Linked DNA regions of Homo sapiens: region 1 is linked to region 2. The links are chromatin loops, found by intact Hi-C in ENCODE. Cell type or tissue: endothelial cell of umbilical vein. All regions are shown on one strand. Links, peaks and the distances in the headings refer to the core of each region. The heading gives the core; the rest is flanking DNA. Region 1 overlaps WDR7 (WD repeat domain 7). Region 2 overlaps ONECUT2 (one cut homeobox 2).

Evidence for each region. A loop is a pair of places that touch in the nucleus more often than their neighbours do. Peaks named below come from ENCODE experiments on the same cell type or tissue, not always from the same donor. Only the 100,000 strongest peaks of a DNase experiment are listed, where the experiment ranks them.
Region 1: a loop joins it to region 2, with 12 times the contacts of the local background. A loop is called at or near these places in 8 of 110 quality-filtered maps.

The regions. Positions count from the first base shown.
Region 1 is chr18:56,788,353-56,791,162 of GRCh38, forward strand. All of the region lies in intron 19 of WDR7 (WD repeat domain 7), which reads left to right. Among named protein-coding and RNA genes, the nearest start is that of WDR7, 140 kb to the left of the region's middle. In endothelial cell of umbilical vein, for the core only: a CTCF peak has its summit at 1,424; a DNase peak (open chromatin) is centred at 969; H3K27ac peaks cover 1,595 bases.
Region 2 is chr18:57,445,061-57,447,870 of GRCh38, forward strand. All of the region lies in intron 1 of ONECUT2 (one cut homeobox 2), which reads left to right. Among named protein-coding and RNA genes, the nearest start is that of ONECUT2, 11 kb to the left of the region's middle. RefSeq lists enhancers at 997-1,291, 1,090-1,234 and a cis regulatory region at 1,157-1,168. In endothelial cell of umbilical vein, for the core only: a CTCF peak has its summit at 1,518 (motif pointing left); no DNase peak of the experiment used is centred there.

The DNA.
Region 1 (2,810 bases), core at 144-2,643, 660 kb before region 2:
TTGTCTAGTAATTGTTACCAATTTTTATTGCTATTGGGCTGCTACCTTTCACCTTTAGCAGCTTTTACCCTGATTTCGAATTTACTGTTTCTAGTGTTGTAGGGGTGTGGATGCCAGGCAACCAAGCTTGAGTTAAATGTAAAATAAGAGTAAACTGGCTAAGAATAAGAGCTCTCTGATAAAAATATACCTAAGCTTTAGGTAAGCACCCTGTGCTGTCCCTCTTGGTTCCTCACTTTCTGCTTGCTGGACTACTTTCCTATCTCCTTTGTGGTATTCTGGATGTCTTTTCTTTTTGAGCAAGAGTATTCTAATTGGTGAAAGAACGGGAAAGTTACTCATGAAGAACTCAATAATTCTAAAATACCCCTTTTGTAATGCCTGTTTTATGAACCAGCTAAAACTAAAGGATGAGGTTTCTTCAAAAATATTTGTAATAGTTGTCTTATAGTGTTCACAAAGCCAATTGGAAATGATTATGCATTGTGATTAGAAGGGGAAGTACTAAATTATGACTGAGTGATATATATGAAAACTACTTCTGTGTGATACTTTATATTGTGAGGCAGAAAGAGTTTGTCTAAGACAAACTATATTATGCAAAGCACACTGTATCCGTAGTGTATCTGTTTGCAGTGTTTCATTGGGACCTGAGAGATTTGTTCCTCTTTTTTCTTCCAGAGAGTCAGAGCTATTGAGCTTAATTTTAAGCGCTCTAGACTGATCACGTATTTAGCAGCATTAAACTGTTCTACTTATCTATATTTGGCCACTAACCTAATGGAATAACAATGGAATTTGTTCTTAATCAGTCATGACTATCTAAAAGGGAAATTCGTTCCATGTGACTTGGGTTCTTTGAGTTAACATTTAATATTCTCGTGAGTTTTCTTTTATCTTTTTAATAAGTCTTGAACATTAGTCAAGTGGCAAATTAAAAATGAAAGTATTCTTGGATGGATTGGTTATTTAGACTTTACTTCTAAGTAATAAACAGAAAATTCCCTGTTATCAAGTTAATTCTGTATGTTAGGAGCTCCGCAGGATGAAGTCACTTCCTGCTACCAGGGAACTCCTCCGCACAAGCGGTCCTCTAACAATGGAGCCAACAGCCTGCGCTCAGGATGTCAGTAGAAACCCCATGACAGTTTGCCATTTTGTGGAACAAAGCAAGGAGTGAAGCATGTGGAAATTCAATCACATGTCCCTTGTATAGCAGTGAGGAGATGGGGGAGTCCATCCAGTGTGATTTTCACCTGCCTCTCTCTCTCTCATCCCACTTAGGCCCCTGAGGCAAAACTGCTGGGCTTGAAAGGCTTTGAAATAACTTTAGATCTTTCTTCATGTCCCCCTTTTCTCATTCACAAGTCTCTCCCTATCTTTATACCTTCAGTGCAGAAATTCATTACCTCTCCTATAGTTGTAGTTGGTGGCAAGGCCCCTAGGAGGCGTAGCTGACTTTCTTAGAGGTGTTCACTTACCATCTGCTTTAAGAAGTTGTACATACTTAAGTCTAAGAGGACTGTTTTATAAAAGAAAACACTCATTCAGCCTGTGACACATTCATTTTAAAAAATGGTGTTCAAATGGAAATGCCTGATATACCTTTAGCTGAGATTCTAGTGGCCTTTGCTATAATAAATGACCTAATATTAGTTTCTGTGAAGAGTACAATATTGATTTGTGCCATTATTCTGTAGCTGATTTGCTGAAGAACAAAAATTTATAATGCTAATGGAAATAAAGTACTTTACAAAACACTGCACATGAATACCGGAACGTGTCTTTGTAATAGAACAAGTGTCTCGTAAGCTTTTAAATATAAATTTTCTTTATTCTAGCACATGGTATTCCAGTACAGATACTCAGAGTCATGTCCAACTTGTTTTTATAGAGCAAAAAGCTGAGTTGATAATCTTGTGATGTTTTACCACTTAGACACTGAATATGCATATAGAAATCCAATTTTGATTGGATTGTGAGGCATTTATAATTTTGTACCCTGTTTCTGATTTTCTTATCTCTTTATGTTGATTGGATGGTATGTGTATTTGCCTTGTTTTTTTGTTTGGCCTTGTGATCTGCATATGACAGAATAGATCTTACGGATTGGAAGGAAAACAGTAATTTAAAGTCATTGCAAGAAAATTATATTAACCTATTTTACCTGTAATATTTTTATTATATTAGCTAATGATAGATTTTGTTCTAGTATTGTTTATAAATTCTGGGATTAAAATGATCAAATTATACCTAAATATCTTGCTTAATCCATTCTTTCTCTTCCTGCTTTTTTTTGTGGGGGAAGTATGGTATTTTATATTTTATTTTTCCTTAGTGATATTGTCCTAATGATATATTACATCTGCTATCTGTTTTTATTAACCAGATTTTGATACAAATATGTATTTTAAATATGTTTTAATATTTATAAATGGTTTCATCGTGCATGACATTTGCAGACTTGGTTAATATTTTAGCACCTCTAGTACACAAACATAAAGAAAAATTTTTTTTTTATTTGTTTGAGCACCTGAATTGACCCCAGCAAGATTGAGATTGATCTGGTTTCTTTCAGCCTGTTAAATGCCAACCCAGTCATCTGTAACAGTACTTAGTGTTTTTGTAATTTTTCTGTACAAATTTTCTGTGTTTGTTCTGTAAAACTTACCTATCACTTGAAAATATTTTCCTTGATTTAGAGATGAAAATAACCACAACCACTTATTTTATTGCTTGTTTTAAAAAATTGTTTTGACAGTCAATGTCCATGCTATAATCACAGGGTTTTTGTGTGTGTGTGTATAATC
Region 2 (2,810 bases), core at 252-2,751:
TAGAGTAAAAATGTCTCAGGAACATCATTTTCTACTGTAAAATTATTTCAATTAAGCCACCAGTTTGCTTCATTAAGATTGGTTCACTTAAAAGCAGTGATGTTGCCACAATTATTTTGGTTCATTTGTAGCAAATCAGAAAAAGGATTCTCCCCAGAAATGCAATATTTTGGACTCTGTATATGAGCATAAACACTGAAGTCACTTGAAAAGAGAGAGGATTTGGAGTTTTTGTGTTCTGCTGGATGTGGGAAGCAACGGGTAGAACTTTTGTTGTGGAGCAGAGTAGACGCAATAGGAATTGCCAGATATTGCTCAGTATCCCTCTTGCTTGTAGATATGAAAATGTAAGTCTCATTTGCCTCCAGAACCATCGGCACAATCCATTTCATTTCTTCCCTGATCCTTTTTTCCTGTCTAAATAACATCCATTTGTGATTTTTTTCAACACGGTACATGACCTGTTTCTAATTGGCTATCTCTTGGGTTGTTTTTGTACATTCATGTTTGTTTTATGTGATTGAAAAATATTAATGATTTCGTAGGTGAGCTAATGTATTTATCTGCTGAGCGAGTTCAAAGGGCAGAGTTCAGCTATGGTTCAGGTTAATTGAACAGGAAGCAGTGAGCTCTCCAGGCTGTGTTGAACAAGGGATCAGTCCCTTAAAATATCACACTCAGCAAACACAATTTCACTGTCTTCATCCTAGAGTCTGATGTAAAAGGCTCAGATCAACTTGGATCACTTGTTTAAAAAACCAAAGCAAAGCACAGTAACTGCAGCAATACCCTGGAGTCCCCCTCGGGGAAGAAGAGTTTTCTCATTGGCTAATTGCTTTATTGGTAGCACTGACCTGCAGAGCAGCTGCAGGAGCCTGGATGAAGGCTTAGGCCTCAGAATAATGTGCTCCATTAGAACAGGGCAAGGCATTTTTTGTTTACTCAATTGGAGCTCCCTGCAAAGTGCCATTAACCCCGGCCCAACTGCTTGTGTGCTGCAAAAGCCAAAGGTCACGCCAGTCAGTCTGTAGGCATAGCAGCTCTGCCCTGGTAGGAAGGTTGGGGTCGCATCCTGCTGGCACTGCCCTCCCAGGGGCTCGGGCCAGCCCTCTGGGCCCTTTCCAGAGTTTTGACTAAAGCAAGCAATTGCACAACTTGTTTACATTTCCCAACTGCTGAATCATGTTTTGATGATTAAACAGTTTTGATCTGAGCACCATCAATCACACACATACAGAAAATCCCCCCACTGCCCCTCTATTTTCTATTTATGTTCTCTTCATTACTGTGCATTACAGTAAACAGAATTGTGCAAACGGTGCTTTTAGCAGGAATATAGTTCTGATAAGTGCTTGGATCAAGGGGAAGACAGACCTCCAAACATGGCTGGGGGGCTGTTTGGTGGAAGAAAGGTTTCAAGTGGAGTCGGGGAGCACAGTCAGGGCTTCCACCGCCAGCAGGTGAACTAGAGTGCCACCTGCCGGGAGTCTTCTAACTGCACTAAGCCCTGCACCTTCCACAAGGTCCAAGCCCCTTCCTTCACTTTGTTCCTAATATCCTTGTCCCCATTCCCCACCCTGCAGATCACTACCCATGCAAGCATTATCTTCCTAGAAGTAGCTTAAAGGGCTTTTTCCTGGTCCTTTGAAACTGTAACCTCTGCCTCTTCTAATTCATTGCCAAGGAGAAATCAACAGTTCTGCTGTCATAGGTGAGGTGATTTGCCCATCCTGCACATTGAGGTAATAGTCTCCTGCTTAGTTGGACTGTGCTTGGGGGAAGAGAAGCAAAGAAAGCAAAAAATAGCCGTGGGAGGGAAAACGAATGATTATGTGTGGAAGAAAAATGGCTCCGTTGATTGTGCCAGTGAGGGCTGTGCCAACTGTAAGGTGTTCTGCAAAGATAAAATATTGTACAAAGGAGAGAGGATGGGAGAGAATTAGCATCTACAGGGAGGACATCGAGAAAGAGATATGCCAAATCAGCAAACTCGAGTTTAGGCTTTGTGAAATCCCCTGGAAAGAGAAAAAGTGAACCAGCCGTTTTGCAATTGCAAAGAAGTGAGCCAGTGAGCTAGACTTCGAGCCAGACTGTGGAGCTGGCTGTAGCTCTGTGGGTGGCAGCTATTTCCACACTTGCTTCACATGGACCCCTGCCTGGAGCCCCTGGTAGCAGAGCGCCTGTGGGTGGGTTGCTGCCTCCACGCCCCGGCGCAGGCTTCAGCACCACGAACAGCGCCATGGAGGAACGCTGTTTGAGCGAATTGGAGATGGACCCTCTACTGCGGTTAAATCCAGGCAAGAGCCTGACCAGTATCTCCAGCTCTGTAGGTCTCAGCGCCCCAGTGCAGGGCCTCATATTTTCCTCTGGAGCCCTGTGGCTTTTCAGCTCTCTGTGTGAGATCAGCGATAATAAAGGGAAGAGGAGGCGGCATCTGGGTGAGAAGACAAAAGATGCTGAAAGACTTTCCCTCTGAAGAGGAAGAGCATTACCACCGCTGGGGGGCGGGGGATTGAACTATTTTTCTCCATGTTGCTGCCTTCTGCAGGCATGATTGCCACCCTCAACGGGATGTTTTAGATTTAGGATTTCCTTTCAAGTGTTACTGTCTGCCTGCCCCCACGCCCCACCCCCCAGGTATACACAAACGGATGCTTTTGTTTCCCCAGATGCATGCTCCTGATTTTTGAAAGCATGACTTTTATTATATTAAACAATATTCTCACATTATAGCAGCAGTAATGTCACAAGGAGAACCAACTGTGGAGCATCACCACCTTCGATAAATCTAGAAACTGGATTTGATTTCT